2 separate regions of the Homo sapiens genome follow, and region 2 is linked to region 1. The links are chromatin loops, found by intact Hi-C in ENCODE. Cell type or tissue: B cell. All regions are shown on one strand. Links, peaks and the distances in the headings refer to the core of each region. The heading gives the core; the rest is flanking DNA. Region 1 overlaps ATXN1 (ataxin 1). Region 2 overlaps ATXN1 (ataxin 1).

What was found. Peaks named below come from ENCODE experiments on the same cell type or tissue, not always from the same donor. Only the 100,000 strongest peaks of a DNase experiment are listed, where the experiment ranks them.
Region 2: a loop joins it to region 1, with 9 times the contacts of the local background. A loop is called at or near these places in 3 of 110 quality-filtered maps.

The regions. Positions count from the first base shown.
Region 1 is chr6:16,414,471-16,427,204 of GRCh38, forward strand. The region is part of intron 6 of ATXN1 (ataxin 1); the gene reads right to left. Among named protein-coding and RNA genes, the nearest start is that of GMPR, 180 kb to the left of the region's middle. RefSeq lists an enhancer at 6,734-6,783. In B cell, for the core only: no CTCF peak of the experiment used is centred there; DNase peaks (open chromatin) are centred at 5,781 and 6,661; H3K4me3 peaks cover 779 bases; H3K27ac peaks cover 3,745 bases.
Region 2 is chr6:16,585,334-16,598,067 of GRCh38, forward strand. It overlaps ATXN1 (ataxin 1), which reads right to left. Exons shown (of 8, transcript NM_001128164.2): 4 at 447-574. Among named protein-coding and RNA genes, the nearest start is that of ATXN1-AS1, 170 kb to the right of the region's middle. In B cell, for the core only: no CTCF peak of the experiment used is centred there; a DNase peak (open chromatin) is centred at 6,708; H3K27ac peaks cover 670 bases.

The DNA of each region.
Region 1 (12,734 bases), core at 2,216-10,215:
GAAACACTAATCCCCAGAGTGTGACGCCCACGACACAAATGAATGCTAGACAGAAGATAACCAAATGTCTAGACTTATTCAAACCTGCTTCTCATAGTTCAAACTTGTACTCACTGCTTCATCAGCTTATGAACCATAAACTGATTTAAAAACACACATGCAAAACTGAACAACAACAACAAAAAAACGCTAAACCCAGTAGAGCCTCTTCACTCAGGCCTTTTTATTTGAGTTTATCTATCCGAATGCAGTAATGCCTCCTTAAGCAGACACAGCTTACTGAAAATATACACAATTTGTAGCATCTGAAAGAGAATATGGCCTTTGTCCTTCTTTCTACTCAATATGTTGGTGGACTGGAATGTTTCCAATGTAGTCAATTTTTCTGGCTCTTTAAAATTAAATTAATAAAAGTATACAATTTAAGGATCTATAGATTTGTGTTCAGCACAATGGACTAAAAGTTGAGCTACTGGATTCTAGAACAAAATGTCACTTATAATTAGCTGAGTATATATGACATCTCAGGCATTGTACCAAGGGCCCAGAAAATTACCTCATTTCATTTTTATAATTTTCAGAAGCACCCACTTTCCTAGCTAGGATACCTACCAATTGTGTTCTTGGGCAAATTATCTTCTATCTTGGTTTGTACAACAGAAGAAGAAATTATTTTAAAATATATGGAATATAATAAAATAGAAATTTGGCCAATTAATTAATATTAGGCAGTGAAACAATAAGTGGTTTTTTTGTTTGTTTGTTTTTGGTTTTTTTGAGACAGGGTCTCACTCTGTCGCCCAGACTGGAGTGAAATGGTGCGATCTCGGCTCACTGCAACCTCTGCCTCCTGGGTTCAAGAGATTCTCCTGCCTCAGCCTCCCGAGTAGCTGGAACTACGGCACCTGCCACCATGCCCGGCTAATTTTTTGTATTTTTAGGAGAGATGGGGTTTGGCCATGTTGGCCAGGATGGTCTCGAACTCCTGACCTCAGATGCTCCACCCTCCTTGGCCTCCCAAAGTGCTGGGATTACAGGCGTGAGCCACCGCGCCCAGCCCAAGTGGTTATTATTTCAACACAGAAGTCCTTGTTTACCCGAAGCAGCTGGGAAATAGGGCTTCGCATAAAACCAGAGCAGAAGTAGCAGAGAAAGGGACCTGTGAGTGAGTCCTGCCTGGTTCTCGGCTCACACTAGTCCAGCCTTGGGAAAGAGCTGGGACACCACAGGTAACCACCTTAATTTACCCTTTGCCTGTCTGGCGAAGACAAAGTAAACTGAGTGCCACTTTTATTAATGGGAAACCATCTTACTTATAGCAAAAACAAATGCTCAAACCTCATTCATTCTGCGGTTATCTGGATCCTTCATGCTGTAGGTAGGGAACAGAATGGGGCTCTGAGAGCTCCCTCCTCCGCGCCTCTGCTGGGAGCAAAAATAATCTCAAAACAGGAAAAAGAAGGAGGGGAAATTTTTAATCGTTTTTTTCCCTCCCTTCAGAATGAGTGGGGAGAATTATACATGGGCAGCTACATATGAGCCAGTACATATAAGTCAATAATGCAAACAGGATCGTCAGGAAAGTGTTTAATTTATTCACAAGAAGAACTACCAAGCTTTCAAAAAAAAAAAAAAAAAACCCAGGCTTTCTTCATCATCCATTTTGCAGTCAGTGTGCTGATAACAAATGGTCATTATCTAGTTTCTGGAAAGTAATGTCTATGAATTGGAAAAAAAAAATTGGTCAATAATTTATATGGCTATGTATACTTGAAGTAATGCAACTTATTTTCTTAGAAGGATCTCTCAATATAGATTAAATTAATGTAAAATGTAAAATGACTTCCTCCTAAAAAATCTAAATTAGAGAGATTTTATTGGCTCAATAATTAATACTGCATCACACATCTACTTTCCTCTCTGCCTTCTATCCCTGTGGCCTTTTACAGACAAAGCTTTTGCTATAACCATGGAGCACACAATAGTGCAAACTATAAAATATAAGAAAGTACAATACCTGCCTTACAGGGCTGTTGTGAGGACCTAATCAGACAATGCATGAAAAGTACTAAGTATAGTCCCTGGCCCAGATTAAGTATTCATAAATATCAACTGTAATTATTATTCCTTTTATATAAACTTTTATTTCATAGGGAGATGTTTCCTAAAGAAATCTCCTACTCATCTTGCTCGTACACCCTAAACGTTTAAAATAATCTCACTGTATCCAATACCTCTGACCCCTCTGAATCCCATCACATTTTCACCGCTTAGTTCATGGTTCCTATCTCTTCCTCACTGTGTTACAGCCGAGCTGGTACACACTGGAATTCCTGAATTCCTCTAGTAGGCCTTTAGTTTCCATAAAGCAGAAACCCCATACCGTGTATCATTGCATACTCAGTAGAATGTGGCTTTTATCTTGCATGGTGTAGGCTTTTAATAAGTATTTATTGAATGGATACATGAAGATATGAGTGAATAATGGAATAAATCCTGGGGCTCAACAGGCACCTAACCCTACAATATTTCTAATGTTTTGTCAACTTCCCCTAAGATATTATTTTATTTATTTTTTAGAGATGAGGTTTTGCTCTGTTGCCGAGGCTGGAGGGCAGTGGTGTAATCATAGATCACTGCAGCCTTGAACTGCTGGGCTCAAGTGATTCTCCCACCTCAGCTTCCCCAGTACCTGGGACTACAGGTATGCATCACCATGCTAGGCTACTTAAAAAAAAATTTTCTTTTGAGACAGGGTCTCACTATGTTGCCCAGGCTGGTCTTTAACTTCTGACCTTAGGCAATCCTCCTGCCTCAGCCTCCCAAGTCACTGGGATTACAGGCGCAAGCCACCACACCAAGCCCAATCAATAATAATTTCCAAGTTATGGCTTTTAATGGAAAGCAGAATAAGAAAGTCTTTCCTGATGTCTACTTCATCAAGTAGAGAGAGGGAGTTACAAGTTTCTTATTTTTTTTTTTTCTTGAGACGGAGTCTTGCTCTGTCACCCAGGCTGGAGAGCAGTGGCACGATCTCGGCTCACTGCAAGCTCCGCCTCCCAGGTTCAAGCGATTGTCCTGCCTCAGCCTCCCGAGTAGCTAGGACTACAGGCGCCCACCACCATACCTGGCTAATTTTTTGTATATTTACTAGAGACGGGGTTTCGCCATATTAGCCAGGATGGTCTCGATCTCCTGACCTCGTGATCCCCCTGCCTCGGCCTCCCAAAGTGCTGGGACTATAGGCGTGAGCCACCACACGTGGCCACAACTTTTTTTTTAATGGCCTAATCTGTTTCTCAGCATACGAACACTGTATCTCACTCCCAGACAACTGATGCCATTCATGCTTGAAGAAGAAATCCATGACCAGGTACCAAAGAAGGCTAAATATAAAGGCAGTTTTCTACCTGCCACTACCCTAGTTCATCCTCGAAGATTTGGTTCAAAAGTTAGCCTCTCAAAGGCCCTCCATATTATTCCACCCTGAACCTCAGAGCTCTTGAGGTTAAAAACTATGAGAAGGAATGGATGAGTAAATCAACGAATGAAGGTAAAGCATGTTGTTTGAGACAGGGTGATTAATGGGAGCATGGTCCCAACGCTCTGGTGTAGCAAAAGATTGAGAAGTGAACACTGTTGTAGAGCTACGAAAAGATATTTGGCACATAATAGGTGCTTAAAATGCTCATTAAATGAAAGAATTAATGCATAACCCTTCCTACTGAATGTTTGTGTCTAGAAGATGCACTGTCTCAAACTATTCCCATTATAAAAGTAAATATTGTTCCTGTGTACAATTAGTCCCTTCCTCTAGACTATTAATCCCTGGCTCCTGGCAAAAACTCCTTGCATTTGTACAGAAATGGAATCGGTTTTTGGCCACATTAAGCGATACTTCTTTCCTTAAGCACATCAACTCCCTCTGTGGCTTTCAGGAATGCTTAGCCTTTGGAATAAAGTAGAAAGTACAGAAATCCACTGGAATACATGGCCTGGCACATGTCAAATCAAAGAAGGAATAGAGAAGCAGGGAGCATTCATGAGATCTGAACAGTCTGACCATGCAATACTCCTTTTTTTTATTTTATTTTATTATTATTATACTTTAAGTTTTAGGTTACATGTGCACAATGTGCAGGTTAGTTGCATATGTATACATGTGCCATGCTGGTGTGCTGCACCCATTAACTCGTCATTTAGCATTAGGTATATCTCCTAATGCTGTCCCTCCCCCCTCCCCCCTCCCCCCACCCCACAACAGTCCCCAGAGTGTGATGTTCCCCTTCCTGTGTCCATGTGTTCTCATTGTTCAATTCCCACCGCAATACTCCTAACGCTAATAATTGTAGGTGTTAATGGTAACAATTTGTTATAAATGATACAACATATTTCTATTTGTTCCTTAGCTTTCAAGCATTCGCTTGATGTCATGGTCTGAAATTTGGCCAAGGTGTTCCTATTTTCAGGCCTCGATATGCCCACAGATGCTTCCCTGGTTATCCTTCATTGAACCAACTCCTCCACTTACTAGCTGTGTGACTTTGTACAAGTAAGGTAACCACCCACCCTAAGCCCCAATTTCCTTTTCTGTTGAATAAGGGTAATGATGGTACATATGTCTTACAACTGTCATGAGCTTTTTGTATTGTTTTCTTCTTTGAGATGGGTTCTTGCTATGTTGCCTAGGCTAGGCTCAAACTCTGGGGCTCAAGTGATCCTCCTGCCTCAGCCACCCAAGTAGCTGGGAGTACAGGTGCATGACACTGCACATGGCTTCCCATGAGCTTTTGATGAACTGCTGCATGTAAATATTTTAGCACAGTGCTTGGCACATAATACATGTTCAATAAATGTTATCTATTCCAATCATTATTATAATTAATAGCCAATCCTATTCTTATGATAGTTCTATCACTGTCTACTCATTTGCCTGGTAATCATATACTCTTTGTATTTTATAAATATATACATTAATATATTTTATAAATATTTTTATAATATTTTGAGTAATTTAAAATGCCCAAATGGCTGTTTTCTTGTGATACAACCATGGAGTACTTTCCAGGGTGGGTATGGCAGTGTGCAAAGGAAAAGGCCTGGCCCTGGGCAGTGCTATTTTCAGAGTGTGTGAGGGCCAGGCTGCACCACATCCCATATTTCCCTTTGAAGAAATCAGCCAACGTAACAAGCAAAGGTGCCAGGGAGGCCTTGAGGGTACCAGTGTACAGGGGACACTGCTACATGTGCATGCTGAGTGGCTGCCCGGGTCTGCCTTTGTGTACTAGGGGAATGTGTGGTGAGGCTGGAGGGGACAGAGCTGGCCACCTGTGAGAAGGACTCTCAGGGCTGCTGTCATCATTTGGCAGAGTCCATCCTTCTACTCCAACCCAACCTCACTCTCAGGGAGGGGACGGATGAGGACCGCTCATCCTATCATCTACAGGGTTTTTAAAGTGTGGGTCCTCATTCTCTGGCCTGGGTGGCCATGATCCGAGGGCATTTTGTTCTGGTGCACAGATACAAAGACTGGGGATGGGGAGGACAGTAATCTTTTATACAAGGACACATGAACCACCACACTGGTGCCTTAGAGAACATAGGCAACGAATACTCTGCTGCAGCATAAGTGATCGAAAGTCACACGTTAATGCAAATTATGTAAATCCTCACTAAATGATTTGAATAGAAAGGAAATCACCATAGCACCACTGTTCTCCATAACGTGAGCTGCAGTGTTCTATGCTGCATTTTACTTCCCCGGTATGAGGGCAGCTAGAGAGATGGTGGGATGACTTTCACTGTCTCTGGGGACCTTCAGACAAATTAGCTATCTTGTGAACAGTCCCAGGATGCCAACTTTCTAAATAAACATCAAAATGCATTTACTGTCTGTATCACTTAAGAGGTTGAGAATGGAGGGGGGAGCCTAACTGCAAACATTTGCGTGTTTTTATTTAACAATAGCTTAGCTATTAGACAATATAGAGTATTAGAAAGACTGTCTTAGAAGACTGAAGAGGTGAAGCTGGTGTTCTGAGTATGTCTACACAGCCTGCATAGAGGCAGATGTATATAAATGATCATGTTACTCTGCCTAAAATGGATAAAACTCGGAACAAAACAATCCACATTTAGTAATACCCTGAAGCTGACTCTAATTTGTATTCACTGTGACAACTCCTTACTTTCAAATCTGAAGTAATTATTAGAAAGTGAGAAAACAGACATTACTTTTGGGAAGCTGGGAGATGGCTTTATAGTCTAAGTTGCCACTAGATAGAATGACCCATAAAAATTACTTGGAAGGCTATTATCTCATAACCGGGGCCTATAAAATCTAACAGTTACAGATTCTCTCTCTCTCTCTCTGTCTCTCTCTCTCGTGTGTATTTTAATTAAAGACTTAAACTGCTAAGAGACAAAACTGAAAACATGTACGTAATCCAATTTTGCATAATGTCTCTGCGGTTTTGTAGTTGATTTTCCCCATCTGACCCTGACTTACATGTGATACACACACATTTACTGGTTTATGGTAGGAAAACTGCTCTGGCTGGGTACTGGCACTCGCCTTTGTGATTCAGGCATGAAACCATGAGGTGCCCAGCTGGAATTCAGAAGAAGTACATTAGGACAGAGGGGCAGCTTTGTATTTATTTATTAGGTTCTTCCAACTTAAGTTGCCAGGGTAGCATGAGCTTTTTAAAAACAGTTGTTTCTGGCCTTCCTGTTTTAGGCTTTTATCTAATAGAGTGTGAGAAGACATGAGTTCACATGCAGCTAAGGATGAGATTATTCAAACTGAAACCAACCCCACATATCAAACCGTGGTGTCATTTTCGTCACTTTAACAGTAGAAAGGACACAGGAAAAAAAAAAGAATGAAATCATTTACTGAACTAACAGTTACATTTGTCCCCTCCTGCCTTGGATAAATAATGACTAATTTTTAAATAACAGATTGGTACAGCTCTGAGATTAGGAGACAGAAAGCATGGAAAGGTCCTCAGACCTTTTAGGTTTGGTGCTTTCCTGTTCCTCTGAATGGGCATTTTTCAAAACCATTTTGAATGTAAAAGGCTGTAGAGTTCAACACTGGGCTTCTTCCTACTTTATGAGGTTATACACAGGTTCAAGGGTGAGGGTAAAGACAAGCAGGTGCAGAGTTTCACACGGGAGGGTGGGGGGGGCGTGAGTGTGCATGCATACATATTTGTGGGAGATGAGCGTGCATGCAAATAGGTGTGCAGAAGTGAGTGCACACAAATGCACATGTGTGGGTGAGTGTGCATACAAGTACATGTGCAGGCGTTGATATGCATACATGTGTGCAGGCGTGAGTGTGTACACAGTGTGCAGGGGCCATGACTGTGCATGTATATGTACACTGCAGGGGCAATATGGAAAAAAACATGGAATACAATGCAGTTTAGCCACGACTGGCAGCCAAGATTGACCTTTAAGCCCATTTCATGGCCACTGCATATGCATTTTTTATTATATGCCAATCCCAGGACCTGGTGCAAAGATAGCCAGTAAGAAGTAAGATCTTCATCTTTTGAAGTATATAAGGGTTTTTTTTTTTATTTGCCTCTGTGCTAAGAAGAATGGCCAAATCATATTCCTCTTCATTCCAAGTTGGAGCAGAACAGCCTTAGGTTGCTGCCAACTGTTATCCTTCGAGAGGGCCACATATTTTGAGGTTTCAGAGACAGTGAGGTAGATTCTGCCTTGAGAAATATCAGACACTCAAGTACTCCGGCGACACACTGAGCAAATGTTTTTGCCAGCAGAAAGATATAGGTGGGTTCACCGTGGCGCAGGTGAGGGAGAGGAAGCTGTGCACAGTAAGCGCACTTTCTCTTCTCCAGACATCCTGGTGCCACAGTAGTTCCCATTCTCTCTCCTCTTCTGTAACTTCTAAGACCTTTGCCTTAAGTGAATGGATCCTCCTAAGACAGCCATAACTGCATTTATTTACGTCCCTGCTCTTTGACTTGAAAAGTTCACCCTTTCTTGGAGAGAGAGACTTGGAAAAGAGAGGCATGAAGGGTCTCAAGCCCTGGCAATTCTGCCTCAGTGAATCCGACTTCTACCTCCACAGTGAAATCTCCCTAGCTAGTTGAGGGGCAGCAGTATTAATTGTTCCTTCCTAAGAGTTGTCAAGCAAATCAACCTGAGAACTGGAATCCACCCAAGACACACCTATGCCTTTTACAATAAAGATTCAGTGAAGAATCCTGCCCTTCACAACAGCCTCCTCAAGTAGGGAAAACGCTACAAAAAATGGATACATGACAACCAGGAACTCCTTCACCCACAGAGAGATGTTTCTTTGATCTGCCTTATCTCTGCCATCTGTTTTCCCAACCTGGGCCAATGTGGTCTAATTTCAGTTCTTTCATATTTTCACAAGTCAGAGGGAAACCAGGAATCTTAAAGGTTTACTACTGAAAAGCACTTTATTTTCAGTAAGGTGCTTTAAAAAATAGAATTGTCATATCTGATCTGATTCAGGTAAGAAATTTCAGAAAGGGAACTCTAGAATTCATTTTTCATAAAGGGACAGTCAGTGGAATAGAGCACCAGGGGTAGGGGGAGTCTTTATAATCACACACCTCTCTCTGAATACATTTCACTTGTTAGCCATCAGGTCTGAAAACTGTAGTGCTGGCTCTGTTCAGTTATTGTTCAAGTGTGATCTCAACGACCCTGAAATTCTTCTTTGTCATTTTGCATCAGGCTGTTTTTCATGATTTCACTTTGTTCCCATCCTCACGGCCTTCTACTACGCAAGGTCTCATGATATAAATGAAGGTTATCTTCTTTTCCTTCCAGTCACTCCTCTTTACAGAAATCTCCTACATAATTGAGATGCTGTCATCAATCAGTCAACCAACCAAGCCCCCTGAACTGGGTCCTTGTGATGTTCCAGGGGTTTAATTACAAGGAATGCTAGCTCCTAACATCTCAGATACCATGGGCTCGAAGACTTGTAACATGTGATATTAGGGCAGCAATGGTTTCCTCTACTGGTCCGGGATTTGGGGTTTTAGGGGCTCTCTTCACAGATGAGAGAATTTTGCAGCTTCTTGCCACTGGCTGCAATGACGCTCCCCAGTGAGGTGGAGGCCTAGAGAGAGGGGAGGGTGACTTAAGGTGGGCAGGGCCTAGCCTTGATTACAGGCTCTCAAGGATTAACCTCGGGAGGACAGAGAGGAGAGAAGACAAGGTGAAGCTTTGTGAGTGGACAGAAATTAAATAAAGGGGTTTCCAAGTTAAGTACAGTGCTCCTGGAGAAGCAAGTTGGAGGCTGCTGGTATCATGCATACACATGCAGGACTATTTAGTGGTACCTGATTATTCTGATCACAAACAATGGTGTTTTTATGCATCATTTATCTTCAGAGAGTGTCTATCTGAGCTGCTTGAAGCAAACGAAACTTATGGATTGGACTAGCCTTACGAGAATGCTAGTTTCAGAGCTATGGCTGTGCCTATAGCAGTTTGTAGGAATTTATTATATAAAGTCCTTTTAACCCCTTGGAGCACTTTTACATCCTTCGCATCACATGATCCTCCAGGTAATCCTATAAGACTGGAAGAACAGGTGTGAAAAGACCATGTCTTATCAAGACCCAGTGGGCCTAAGTGATCTGTCTAAGGTAGACAGAGGGCAGGTGGCAGGGAGCGGCCTGGATCTGCCTTCTGATTTTGTTTCTTTTGTCATGGTTGCTACAACATCATTGCTCCTACAGGCAGAATCAAGAGCTACGGGTTCAAGGGACGAGAGGGAAGAAGGACACAAGCCGGGTGTGTGCATGCGCATGAATGGAGCCTGCGTGCACAAACATTCGGTGATTTGGAGCCATTTACGCAGCTCATCTGGAAAATCACAGCAGAGGAGAGGTTTCCTATGGGGAAGTCTGTTGGGAGCCTGATTTTACCCCTCTCTCTTTGCTCCAGGCTGCACTGGCAAACCTTCGGCTATTTAATAATAGTATCTAGTTGATTTACATCCAGGGTTGCCCAGGGTTCTAGTGTGTGCACTGCCAGGCACAAACAAGTACAGACCAGCTCATGCCCCACAACAAAGTGGCCATTTTATGGGGAATCAACTGGAATTCTCCATTGCTGTCTCTGTCTGCCCTGCTACTCAGAAGACGGTGGAAGGAATGCTGAAGTAAGCTTCTGTAAGAGCTCACTGGCCTGGCTTTGAAAGAGAGGATCAGCTGGGATCTCTGAATAGATGAGGAGTCAGGGTGAAGACAGAAACAAAGAAGTGTTTCAGGTGCAAAGGAAATGTGGGTGCTCCATGACTCTCTGAAGGGAGTCCAAGGGCTGGACCATTCAGAACCTTCAGGAAGACTCAGAACAGCTCCAGCCTGCCTGAGCTGGAAGCAGTGTCACTGTTGGTGTTGCGTCTCCTCTGAGGACCTTCCAGAACCATCTAATGGCATGGGTCAGAACTACTGACTGCTGCATTTTGCACTCAGGGCCTTCCATGAATGGCAGTTTCTGGTACCTTTGCAGACTATTCCCTAACATGCCCTTTACACATAAATTCAGCCAACTGAAATCAGAGCAATATTTGAGCTATGGCCTTTTTTCCCTCTAAAATGCTACCAAACACTAGATCTCTTAGTTCTTTCATATTTTAAAGTGCACAGATGCCTGATTTCAGATTCTGTGAAACAGAGCACAAATTAATATTTACAAATGCTTTCTGTCTCAGGACCCCTCTGTAGCTACTAACTTCACATTTGGGAAAAAGTAGACCCTACTCCATCCCACTGTGCCACGTTGTTTACCAAAAGTATCCCACCAGGCACTTGTATTCCTCACCCACGTGTATTACTTTAAAATGCCTTTCGGTAAAGGAGAATTTGAATAGCATTTTACGCATTAACTGTCTGGGAATGCTCCCAACATAATATACTGAAACACAGAAGACTGGCTGTAGGTCCAGATCACCTGGTAGTGAACCATGGAAAGGTATTATTCACACACCTTGGAGCCTGCGGATTCTCTAAGCCTTCTTAATCATTCTTCAGGTATTACTTTGTCCTTCAAAACAGCAGATTTCAGACGCATTTATAAAACAATTCAGTTGTAATCTGGGTCCCTAAAGCTTCAGTATAGACATTTATCTTGTAAGTAACAAAGAGATGGGAAGATTTCCTAAGTTCTCATGCTATCCCACCTCCTGCTTGTGTTACTCACTATTCAAAATTTAAGAATAAGAAGTCATCTGGGAGAAAGGGGATGGGACCGAGCATCCCTGAAACACGGCTCAGGGCTTGGTTCCCTCCTATGCCCATCACCTGCTCCCTCACTCAACCACAAACACGGCTGCAATATCAGGGTCAGTGTTCCACATCCCGTAGCAGATGACCCTCTGTTCCAGAACAAACAAAGTGTGCACCCTATAAGCATGATGACATTAGAATTAGACTTCAAAGCTAGCCTCAAGATGCTCACAGACTGATATTAACCACTGTCTGCCACAAGCATATGGCACAAGACAGGCTGGAGCAGATCACAAGGAAAGACTCGTTGGCATATTGGCCCACAATACTGCCACAGAGGCAGAGCTTAGAGAGGGTGCTAGGCAAGGCATTCATCCGCTATTTCACTCTGGAAAGGGGATCAGTTGGGGGAAAAAAATCTGCAAACCTTTTGAGGACAGAAGGCAATATTGCTTGAAATTTATGAGTAATGAGCCATTTTGGGAGAAGGAAGTTGATTCTGTCATTCATTTTGACAGGGCTTATTAACACAAAAGGAGGAGAGGGCTGGTGGGGAGGGTGGGGCACTTGTGGGAAGGTGCAGAGAGGACAGAAGGGTGAAGCCAGCCAGGCAAATGAGAATGAGAAATTGCAATTATGGACCTTATGGAGGAGCTGCTGGTAAGCTACCCTGGCCAAAGGAAAATGTTGATTGGACCAATTTTCAGAGGGAAACAGACAGCTCTTCTGCAAGCAGATGGATGACAAATCTCTAGGAGGAGGCTGTGTTGTTCATGTGTGAAATGGTCTTAGCCAAGGAGTAAAAGCGCCAAGCCATGTATGTAAGCAGAGCCACCTGGCCTGTGTGTGGTGGTGGGGCCGAGTGTGTGTGTGTGTGTGTCTGTATGTGTGTGTGTGTGAGAGAGAGAGAGAGAGGCAGAGAGAAGGATGGAGAGACACTGGCAGCAAAATCTCTTGCTGAAAACTCCAGGACACTTTAACCAAGCAGCCCCCATTTGTACATCTCTGTCTATCTCTGTCTCTCTGTCTTGTTTTTTCCTTTCTTGTTTCCCTCCCCCTCTATCCAGCATCCCCTTGCTGCTTTAACCTTTTCCCCCATCTCTTAGATGTATCTTGTCCTGTGGAACTATAAGATCCAAAAACTGGGGGAAAGAAAAAAAAAAAAAGACCAAGTAGAGGCAGGATCGAGATTAAAGTGGCCAGAAAATAATCTGCCAGCAGAGGCCAAGCTCAGAACAAGCCCTTCAATGCCGCTCACCTAAAGCCCCGCCCCCTCACCAATAAAGTCTATTCTCATGGACCAGATTGTATGTCGGAGAAGAGCAGGAGGCATCTTTGTGGATGGACACGGTCTAGATCCAGACATGGAACTCTCCATGTCCTTGACTGGGGGCCATGCTTCTCTCCAGTACAGATGTGGCAGACATCCCTTCCCAAGCATTCGAATTGTTCTTTTAAGGTTAAGGTAAACCAGGGTTTCTC
Region 2 (12,734 bases), core at 1,727-9,726, 170 kb after region 1:
AATGGTATACTAATCATTAATAACTATACGGTAGAAAAATATCTGTTGCTATGAAAGATGTTCAGAATTATATTGTTAAGAGGAACAATACTCTTAATAATCTCTACTACTTCTACAATCTCTACTACCATTTGATGTTTGTCTCTCTAAGTGAATTTATAAATCTATAAATTTATAAATGCCTTCAGAATTATCAGCAATGCCTTGTCATCTATCCTAACTAGTGACCTCAAAATAAGTAGAAGTTATTTCCTTTCCCATAAAAAAGCAAGGGTTCCATTTTTATAAAAGAGACAGTAGGAAAAAATGGAGTCTACATGAATAGACATGTGTATGTTGTGTGTGTATGTTTGTGTGACCAGATATGTATACACCCCCACCACTATCTTGGGGACTTTACAACTCAATGATAATTATTTTCCTTTAAAGCTTTTGGAGATGTTTACCTGTACCATGTGCTTTCATCACAATGGAGAACCATAAGCTATCAGTTCCTTGCAGCAGATCTTTTCACGAAGATTTTGCTTGAGTAGAAAGGGTGGCAGTGGAGAATCTCAGTGTAAAACGCCTAGACCTGTAATTATAAAAACAATATTCTCACTGAGTTAGGCTGCTTCTGTGGTCTTCATTCACATTCGCTGAAGTCACAGAAACGGGAAACATCATATTGCATAATCTCTCACACACACATGCACACACGCAAGCATGCGCACACACACACACACACACACACAAGGTTTTTAAATCAGAATGTCAAAAACTCAGCAGGCAGAGACACAGCAGGTCCCTATCCCCAGGGATGAGTGGGTTCTGGCCAGGGGTTGCTTCCCACCCCATCTCCTCCCCTTGAGGACACCACTATCAAAATAATCCCGTTCCTGCCCCTCCTTCCCTGCTCAATGATTCTAAGATTTCTAAGAAATAACAAGCAGTCAGTTCTTCATAGAAAATGTCAGAAACATTGCTGAATTTGATGCTCTCTTTCTCTAAGACTCCTTCTAGCCACAAAATTATGCAAATTCAGTGCATGTATTTACCATTCCGGCCTCACTTTCACTTTTGAAACTACACATGCCTCTTTGTTAATAACTCAGTTAAGACATGATGTCAGTGATGGCCAAGGTCATCACGAACATTGATTAAACATTTACTATGTTCTGGGCCATGTGCTAAGGGCTTTACACACATTGCCCCACTCCACTGCAGTCTGTGAGGTGGCCAGGAATCATGTTTACCTCTGCATTATTGACAAGAAAACTGACAGTAAATACAGCCAACGGATGTTAAAGCCAGTACTTAAGCCAACAGTTCACAGAGGTCATGCTTAGGATTCTAGTACTATACCATCTCTTCAAGGCTGATCTTTCTACCAACACTTCTGTAGTTAGTATTAAAACATATCGGGGCTGGGGCATGGTGGCTCATGCCTGTAATCCCAGCACTTTGGGAGGCTGAGGTGGGCGGATCATGAGGTCAGGAGATCGAGACCATCCTGGCCAACATGGTGTAACCCCATCTCTACTAAAAATACAAAAATTAGCCACGCATGGTGGTGCGTGCCCGTAATCCCAGCTACTCAGGAAGCTGAGGCAGGAGAATCACTTGAACCGGAAGGCAGAGTTTGCAGTGAGCTGAGATCATGCCACTGCACTCCAGCCTGGTGACAAAGCAAGACTCTGTCTCAAAAAAAAAAAAAGTATCAAATCACTATCACCTCATTTTTCCCAGAGGGTTATGTCACCTAGTCTTAAAATTACTATTATTTGTTTTGGATTTGACTGTACTTTGATTTTAATTCCCAAGCTCAAGTGAAACCGACATGTTCATATTTCAACTGAGTGTAAGTTGGTGGTTATTTTAGTAAATTAAAAATGCTAAGTAATCCCAAATCCAGATGCCAAAACACTAAGCAGAAACCTAAAATCCACGTCCTGCCTAAGCGGCTAAATTTCATTAGAAACAAGTCAGATGATAACATCAAAAGGCATATATGAATTCCAAAGTAAAGATATGAAAATGAAGAGAGGAATTTCGATATCTAATACAGCCATGTCTTAAAAAATTCTTAAACATGTTTACCTGTTCACAAAGTCTACATACTAATACAGATCTTAGAATCACTGCAACACAAAATGGATATGAGCATATCAAGAAATCAACAAAATTATGTATGGGTCCCACAATAACTCTCCTTTTGTATATGTGTAGGCATTTATTTGCACTATTTTTGTTATGCCTCTGCCTTTGCATATGACACTCCCTTTGATTAACATGCTTTGCCTCTCCTTGCCATTTAGAAAATTCCTACTCATTTTTCAGCTGGACACAGTGGCTCATGCCTGTAAATCCAGCACTTTGGGGGGCCAAGGCGGGAGGATCACCTGAGGTCAGGAGTTCGAGACCAGCCTGGCCAACATGGTGAAACCCCATCTATACTAAAAAAAAAAACTAGCCAGGCATGGTGGTGGGCGCCTGTAATCCCAGTGACCCGGGAGGCTGAGGCAGGAGAATCGCTTGAACCTGGGAGGCAGAGGTTGCAGTAAGCTGAGATCGTGCCATTGCACTACAGCCTGGGCATCAACAGCGGAACTCTGTCTAAAAAAAAAAAAAAAGAAAATTCCTACTCATTTTTCAAGGCCAACCTTGAGCTTAAATAGCTTAAATTCCATTGTGATGTCATCCTCATCTATCCCCTAATGTTTTCTGGAAATCTAAGCAGAATAGATTCTGCCTCACCTACGTTTCCTAGCTCAGTGATGGCATCAACATCACTCTGACGTCTTCCTCTCCCAAATTATGCCCCATATTCAACCATGCAGCCATACTCCTCAACTCCCTCCGCTCCTCTCCGGCACCACCCTGGCTCATCTGGACTCTTTCCCTGGCCCCCTAACACGTCTCCCCGCGTCCACCCTGCCACCCTACTACCTTCCTTGGCTCCTGCCTAAGGCATTGCAGTGGCTTTCCATTTCTAAACATGGCCCCCAAAACCTGCATTCTCTTCCAACTTGCACTACAGCATGGCTGGCTTACTTTCAATTCCTTAAAAGGACCTTGCTTTCCCAGGCCTTAAAGCCTTTGCACATGACTTCCTCCTTGCTAAGACTTCTCCTCAAATCACCCACCCCTTCTATCAAATGACCTTGTATTCTTTTCTCCTTCAGCTCTCAGCTCAGTCCTCTTCTCAAGGGAGACTTCCTCAGCCAGGTCACCACCTCCTAGGACACACTTGTATAGAATGACCCTCCCTGGTTATAGTAGTCATTTTGTAACTTTTACATTTTTTGGTTGATTCATTGATTAATGCTTGTTTTCCCCCACGAATCAATAAACTCCAGAAAGGGAGAACTGTGTCCACTCTCACCCCTCCTTTCATCTTTGGGATTCAATGGAAAGCTTTGCACATTATGGGCACTCAATAAAATCTTCTGAGTGAATAAATGAGCCAAAGAAGGAGGGAAGGAGGAAGGGAGGGAGGAAGGTAGGAAGAAAGGAAGGTCATCCCTTAATCATACTGATTTAATTAGTGTTGATTGGATTCATCTGTAAATCGTTTTCCAGCACACAGAGTATGACATCTACATTCCTTTGGGTAACATGCAAGGCTCCTTGAGCTCTGACCCCAGCCAGCCGGGTCTCTCCTCCTGCTGCACTTGACCCTCAGCACCTCCAAGTCCCTCCCTGTAGCTCCCTGACCCCATCTTGTTTCCCTCATCTCCACACCCTTCTCTCTTCTGTTCCCCCCACACATCATCTTTTCAAACTCACTCAGTCTTCAAGTCTCAGGGCTGGGGACGCTTCTCTGTGAAAAACTCCCTGACACCTTCTGGGAAGTGGGGGCCCTTTTCTCTCATTTTTCTACAACCCCTGTACCTATCCCTATTAAAGCAATTATCATATTTTCCTGTACTTGTTCCTTAACCAAGTCCATCTCTCCCACCACAACCTAAGTCCCTTAAAGGCAAGAAAGAGGTATCCCCTCATCATAGTACCCCAGAGTTTCGTACAGCAGCGTGGCACATAAATTAACAACAACAAAAAAAAGAAATGTGTGTATATACACGCACACATATATATTATATAATCTACATTTATATATTATATATACATACTTATATATTATATATACATCACACACATACACACACGTTTCATACTGCAAAGTTCCAGAGCTGGGCATCTGAAATATACGATTAATAGAGAATGTTATTATTAAATGTGGTAAGGCATAATGATTACAAATTCATCTGTGAAACGGGCTAATAACACCTACCTCACAGGGTTGTTACGAGAGTTAACTAAGCTACATAAGTAAAATGTTTAGCACAGAGCTCAGTATACTGGAAGCACTCCATAAATATTAATTGTACAGCCATTATCACTATCAGTATTGTTAGGGCAACTAAGCTGAATTTACAACTTATGGGTAAAATGTAACAGTTTTATTTGCCAGTATCTTTCATATTAAAGCATTAATTAGCATTAGCATCTGTGTAAGAACATAAAATGCCTAGAAAGGAGCTCAGAAAATTAAGGATAAAGAAGAGTCTTATCCGTTGCAACTGAAGGACTAATGATTGTTTCGGTAATCTGTGATATATGTGTGAAGGAAGCAAAGCATCAACAACAAAGCATTTCTGTACAAAAATTATCTATGAAGTCTAAATGACAGAAACTACACATATCGCCATTCAAGTGCTGTAAACATTGAGCTGACGTAATTATAAATACTTACTGTAAGCTATTTCTTTTGCTAAAAAAAAAATTAGAGATGCATATTCATCCACTTCTGTTAATTACTGGACAGAGTAATGTGACTTCATAAATAAATACTAAGGATTTGACTAATGAATATGCCATAAAATGTCTGAATTAATAGCAAGCACATTTCATATGTGGTCTATTAGATGCTATTCTAATTTAGAATTGCAGAAATTTAATGAAATAGACTGCAAACAGGAAAATACAGGCAAGACTATTTTGCAATGCACTTTGGAAAAAAAATAAGAATGAATTGTTTACAAATGCTACCAGTACATAGTTGAACAGAATGAACTGGTAATAGTTATTTTACGAAGCAAACTCATAATTCTGCCCTATGTTGCTTTTCTCTTGCATATTGGCCAAATTTAAATAATGCATATTAGAGTTTTATATATTAAGTCCTACTGAAATATAAAGTACTATCATTATTGCATTTTGAGATTTCTATTCTCAATTCACATTTATCACTGATAAAAGATAAAACCCCAAAGCAAATCATTTTTCTGATTGAGGCTTTTCCTCAGAGATACTAGAGTTGTAGGGGAAGTATAAAAATACTAAATTCATAACATTCTTTTTTTTTTTTCTTTGAGACAAGTTCTCACTCTGTTTCCCAGGTTGGAGTGCAGTGGTGTGATGACAGCTCACTTCAGCCTCAACCTCTCGGGCTCAGGTGGTCCTCTCACCTCAGCCTCCTGGGTAGCTGGGACTACAGGCACACGCCACCATGCCTGGCTAATTTTTTAATTTTTTTTTTTTTTTGAAACATAGTTTCACTCCTGTTGCCCAGGCTGGAGTGCAATGGCGCAATCTCCACTCACCATAACCTCCGCCTTCCAGGTTCAAGCAATTATCCTGCCTCAGCCTCCTGAGTAGCTGGGATTACAGGCATGCACCACCACGTCCAGCTAATTTTGTATTTTTAGTAGAGATGGGGTTTCTCCATGTTGGCCAGGATGGTCTCGACCAGCATGTGGTCTCCCAAAGTGCTGTGATTACAGGCGTGAGCCACTGCGCCCAACTATTTTTTTAATTTTTTAGTAGAGACAGGGTCTTGCTATGTCGCCCAGGCTGGACTCAAACTACTGGTCTCCAGCAATCTTCCCACCTAGGCCTCCCAAAGAACTGGGACTACAGGTGTGAGCCACAGTGCCCAGCTGTAACCTATTCATTTACCATGAGACTATTAAACTCCTTTTAAATTGAATTATAATTCTATTCCATGGCCACAGCTATTGACCAGTTTACCCTAAGTATATGGTTCTTTGCAACATAATTAAAATGAGAAGGTAGAATAGACAAAACCAAAAAAGTCTTAATTTGATCATTTTTATTTAAATTTACTATTAATTTCATTACCATGATGCTTATGTTTGCGTCATAACATCTGATGGAATCTTAGTAATATAAGGCAAAATTCTTTGTTCATTATGCTGGTCCTTCAATCAGGGATGTCCTCATTCATTCAAGCATTGCTCTTCCTTTAAGATTCAGCTCGATGTCACTTCCTTTGTGACATGCTCCCATACATATTGTATTTTCCCTGCCGTGTAATGATCTGTCTCCCTTTCTAGACTATGAGCTCCTTAGGGGCCCCAGCGAGGTCTCTGTATTTTTCATAACAAACTGCACAATTCTTTGCACAGAATATACTCTCAGTAAACACTGGTTTGATGTGTGGGTGAATACACACACTTTGATACTCTTATGACTATGGTGAAAAGGCCACTAATTGTGATTTCAACTTAAAGGTTAAAGCCAAAAAAAATCCATTTTTTAGTGAAATGAAACTCTTAGCGTTTTCACTTCCAGATGCATCAGCATTACATAAAAGATGTTGAAACTATTTTAAAAAATAGTCATGCTGCGCATTTTCCTGTCTGAGAATTAGACTGAAAATACCAAATTCCCCAGGGGCCCCTGGGTGTTCTAAAGACAAATGTTCAGTTAGCTATTGATTCCATGCACTCATTTAATGGAAATCCGGAGTAAGACTCAACCTCCCCACCACCAGCCTGTCACTCATTATTCTGCTCAGCTGTTTCAGAATAAGCGACGACTCCCGGGAGAGCTCTGCCCCCCTCCCAGTACTGGCCAGCACTTCAGTGATGATGAATCCGAGCAGCAGAGAATTTCAGTACTCAAAGCAGCAGAACATCAGTCCCAACTTACATTTTCCACTTCCATTGTCATTCTTATTCCTATATGGGCTTATTTCTCACATATCCACCTTTGATTTTTCAAGATCGAACCTTTGAAAAGGTGAGGGCCTGGCTGCCTAACATATTACATCATCACGCATATGCCGGACTCCTGCCTCACTCAGAAGACCACGTGTTGCTCAGAAAAGAAAGGTGGGCACCAAAAGAACAGGTTTCTCATAATATCCTACCCAGGCCCACAGTTAGACGTATTAGTCACTGTTGGGACAATGAATATGGGTTTTCCAAGAGGTGATCAAGCCTTTACTTGATGGATTTTCTTTTCTCCACGCCCCAAGATTTTCTAGGCTTTTGGTAGGAAGCACTATACAGAAAGCACCCACGTCTCCTAGCTGATTCTGTGTCTGGAGTTGGTTCCTTCTGGTGGGTTCGTGGTCTCGCTGACTTCAAGAATGGAGCCGCTAACCTTTGCGGTGACTGTTACAGCTCTTAAAGATGGCACAGACCCAAAAGACTGAACAGCAGCAAGATTTATCATAAAGAGTGAAAGAACAAAGCTTCCACAGCTGGAAAAGAATCTGAGCAGGTTGCACTGGTGGCTGGTGCGGGTGGGGGTGGGGGGTTGGGGGGGGCAGCTTTTATTCCATTATTTTTCCCGTCCATGTCCTGTTTCTGTCCTATCAGAACGCCCTTTTCTCAATCCTCCCCATGATTGGTTACTTTTAGAACCCTGCTGATTGGTCCATTTTACAAAGTACTGATTGGTGCATTTTACAAATCTCTTGCTAGCTACAGAGCACTGACTGGTGCATTTTTACAGAGCACTGATTGGTGCATTTTACAAACCTCTTGCTAGCTACAGAGCACTGACTGCTGCATTTTATAATACCCTTGGAAGACAGAAAAGTTCTCCAAGTCCCCACTCGACCCAGGAAGTCCAGCTGGCTTCACCTCTCAATTCCACTCAGTAGTTACTGTCAGCCTCCCCCTAAAACCTCCACCACTCAAGGAGCGACACTGTCAGAAGCAGACCTTCTAATTACTCCTGTGTGATCTCAAGCCCCCTCCCTGGGGACTATGGAAAGAGAATGTTAGGAAATAGAGATGGAAAAAACAAGCCATAATTCTGACATGCTATCACTTTAAAAATATTTCTATCATGCAATGTTTGTAACCCACAAAAGAATGCACTAACATGTACGTAACCTGTGAAGCATAAGAATAAAATGAACAGGCATACACCGACCACCCTATTTGAGAACTAGACATTTAGGGGTATTTTGATCCATCTACCTATTTGCTATTTCCCTAAGCCATCCTCCTGCCTTCTCTCCAGGGGTAACCACTATCTTAAATTTTCTATCTATCACTCTCTAAAATACATAGTTTAATTGTGCTTGATTTTAAACTTTATAATACTATCATACTGTATATAGTCTTTTGTGACTAGTTTTTTTCACACAATATTGTTTCTAAGATTTAGCCATGTTGTTACAGGTAGCTACTATAGTTCCTTCATATTCACTGCTGTATAATATTCCATTCTGTGAAGCAAAAAATTATATATATGTATGTATGTACGTGTATATGTGTGTGTGCATATATATATATATATATATATAAAGGTTCTCAATAGACTAATATATATATATATTAGTCTGGAGAGATAGAAGCTAATACATATATTAGTCCAATTATTATACATATTAGTCTAATTATTATATATTAGACTAATATATGTCTATAGAGATAGAAGCTAATATACATATTAGTCAAATTATACATATTAGTTCAATTATTATATATTAGACTAATATATATTAGTCTACAGGGATAGAAGCTAATATATATTAGTCTAATTAATATATATATTAGTCTAATTGTCATATATTAGACTAATATATATATATATGTCTGTTGACGACCTTTAAAATTTTTTCAGCTTCGTTTTTTTTTCTATTAGAAACAATGCTGTGTCCATTAGGAACAATACCCATCAGCATAAGTTTCCCTGGGTTATTGCCTAGGAATGGGTCTATGAATATTCACTGTTAAACAATAGTGCCAAATTGCTTTCCCAAATGACTATATCAACCTACACTCCCACCAGCAGTGCACCCCACCATTTTTTAAAACTGATAAATCATTTCAGAATCAAGAAAGAGATCTATTTGTGCTGAAGTTGGTGTTACAGGCTCAAATTCCTTTTTTTCCTTTTTTTTTTTTTATTTATTTATTTTTTGAGACGGAGTCTCATTCTGTCGCCAGGCTGGAGTGCAGTGGCACGATCTCGGCTCACTACAGCCTCCACCTCCTGGGTTCAAGTGATTCTCCTGCCTCAGCCTCCCGAGTATCTGGGACTACAGGTGCGCACCACCACCCCCACCTAATTTTTGTATTTTTAGAAGAGACGAGGTTTCACTATGTTGGCCAGGACGGTCTGGATCTCTTGACCTCGTGATCCGCCTGCCTCGGCCTCCCAAAGTGCTGGGATTACAGGCGTGAGCCACCGTGCCCAGCCTACAGGCTCAAATTCTAAATATCCATAAAGAAATAAGCATCCTGTCCCTGTCTCTCACATTGGTGAGTTTATACTTTGTTCAGCACTAAGCATAACAAACGAGAGTTACTTCGTAAGATGACGGTTACTTTACCACCTTCAAACATGGCATTAACTAATGACTTAGATTGGACTGAGGGTTAATAATTTGAAGACTCCCCATGACCTTCTTTCCTAGTCATTCAATTCTTAAGCAAGGTGGATACCAAAAGTGTCCAAAAATGCCCTAGCGTACATGAAGTGCCAGGGGCCAAAACCACCCACTTAGAACAGGAAATCATGTACAAATATAAGTACCTCAAGCTTGTGAAATTGAGAGACTTCTTTATTTCCTTCACTATTAGAAGCAGAGGAAGAGAGGGCTGATTAGATGGGGGGAAGGCTTAGCTTTTATTTTAAAATAGCAAAATCGAAAAACTTTGTAATTAGATTTTGCCAGACTTAGGCTTAAAGGAAAATGATTCTTTCCTCTCCAAAAGAATAAGGTCAGAGCCTAAGACTCCCAAACCTTTGGTCCTGGCTCAAAGGGTGAGCTACGAATCGGCCCGTTCTTCATCATCCTCCTACATATACCTATAGATCTGTCTGGGCATGAGTACAGAATTGGCAAATACAGGGTATGAGAAGAGACAACGATAAAACGGACAGAATGTGGTACTGTTCAAATGTTAAGAAGTGTCAGGAAAGCACCACAGCTGACGCTGAAGTTAATCTGGAGGGGAACTAATTTACCTTCTTTAACACAAGTGGAGATGAGGGCAACAGTCTGTGAAACACAGTCAGTGTGTTCTTTCTCCATTATGGTCTCTTTCTTACTGGTTAACTACAAAAAGCAAGGAAATGGCTGAAAGGCAGGCAGTGAGGGGAGAGGGAGGAATGAGAGACTTTCACCTGTACGAAGGATGTCTCTGGAAAACGGAATGTTGACAGAGAGTAAACAAGCAACATATGCTATTAATGCCTGTTAAGTCACCTTTTTGAGATTTTTTGGTGACTATCAGTGAAGTCTTATGCCTCTTATTAAATTCTCACACTGTTTTAATTAAGTAGGGCCTTATTTTAATCACAGTGGTGGTGCCTTCTCGTTTTAAGCTAGTGAGCTGGAACCCAGCCAGGCAGTGTTAAACAGGAGCGAGAGACTTTCCTTCTTCGTCAAGGAAGCTTTTGCAGCCCCGTTATTTTGTTTTTTTATTTTTCAGAGACTGAATCTAGCTCTGTCACCCAGGCTGTGCAATGGCACGATCATAGCTCACTGCAGCCTCTAACTCCTGGGCTCAAGCAATCCTCCTGCCTCAGCCTCCAGAGGAGCTGGGACTACAGATGCACGCCTCCATGCTTGGCTAATTTTTACTTATTTTTTGTAAAGACGAGGTCTCTATCTTGCCAAAGCTGATCTTGAACTCCTGGCCTCAAGCAATCCTCTCATCTTGGCCTCCCAAAGTGCTGGATAACAGGTGTGGCCACCGTGCCCAGCCTCAGACCTCCTTTTCTCCCCTATCCAAAGCCTGGTAAACAAAGTGAGCTGATTTGCATATCTAAAATCGGGTGCTGGATGCCTGCAAATATGATAGGGAAATATGTATTTGGAACCTCAGGTGAAACCCCAGCAAAAACATTAAAATCATCACATTTGAAGGAGCCCTTTGTAATGCTGATATGTAAAGATCCCATTAAAACACAGCCATTCTCCACAACTACAAAAATCTTTGATTTAAAAATGACTTTGGATTCCTATGTCACGTTAAAAGTGTGTTGGGCATTTTATCCAGTGACTTAGATTATCCTTTCAGGAGAAATACTGTACTTCATTGTAAGTCCTTAATGAGGGACCAATTAGTCCTTCCCCTCCACTTCAAATTCCTCTGGGAAATGAGGTCAGAATCCACTTCCCACCCAAAGCACCTCATGGAGGCTGCATCAAATACTACAGCAGCATTTGTCAAAGGGGAGCCCTTTCCAAAGGCAAGATGGGTAGAAGGAGAAATCTTCATCAAGGGCTATGCCTTCCACCGACAGGCACAGAGCACAAAGAAGCTCAGCATTTACTATAAGATCTTGCACAGGAGCTGTTCAAACAAGCTGAAGCACACACCCACGAATTTCATCTCAGCGACTCTCTCTTTTACCTGCTGCCACAGGGACAGCCTTCCTGCTCCCTGATTGGGTGTCTCGCTGGCTGTGCACTCACCTGCAGGGCGCAGGGTGTCCCACCTGCATCCCCCTCCTGCTCCATCTGCATCATGCACTCAGAGGGGAGTGCCACTGCTCTGGGTCACCAGCCTGCTCTGGCTCTGCCGCAGCCTCCCAGGGGATTGAGCTCCTACTCCTTCCACTAGAAGCATGGTGAGCAAATTAGAGGTTATAAACACCTCCGGTGGAAGGAGGAGAATTCCTTTGGGCTTTGTAAGGGAACCTCGTCAGCCGCAAGAATCTCCGGGGTATAAGACATAGGTACATGCTCACCCTTGCCCCTTGGCCCTGTTGGGCATATGTGGACCACACCTTTTTCTGCCCACAATTATGGCAGAAATGCCCATCCAGGAAAATGCTGCTTCACATGTTCGAAGAATGCCTCACATGGTTGAGAATACTGCTGGTCCTCAACAAGCAGCATAAATCTATTTTTTTTTTTTTTTTGAGACAGAGTCTTGCTCTGTCACCCAGGCTGGAGTGCAGTGGCGCAATCTTGGCTCACTGCAGCCTCTACCTCTCAGATTCTAGCGATTCTCCTGCCTCTGCCTCCCCAGTAGCTGGGCTTCCAGGCACATGCCACCACACTTGGCTATTTTTTTGTATTTTCAGTCGAGACGGGGTTTCACCATGTTGGTTAGGCTGATCTCAAACTCCCGACCTCAGGTGATCCACCCGCCTCGGCCTCCCAAGGTGCTGGGATTTGCAGGCGTGAGCCACCATGCCTGGCCTAAAACTATTCTTGATGTAAGGAGAAACATATTCCTAAATGCTAAAGGCAGTGCTGCCAAATCCATGGCTCCCAGCATAGGCTAAAGTTTTATTAGGAGACCAGGAGTGCACACATCTCTGGCCAGGGACAGCAAAGAAAGGCAGCTGAGTCCTACAACACTGCTGGAAGGAGAAGCCAACAGTCTAGGATTTAAAAAAAAAAAGAAGCTGAGTCTGCCATTAAGAATGAAGTAAATTGCTAACACAGATTTTTAATGTTCTTACACACACACAAAATGATAAACTGGTGAGGTGATGAATATATTAACTAGCTTGATTGAATCTTG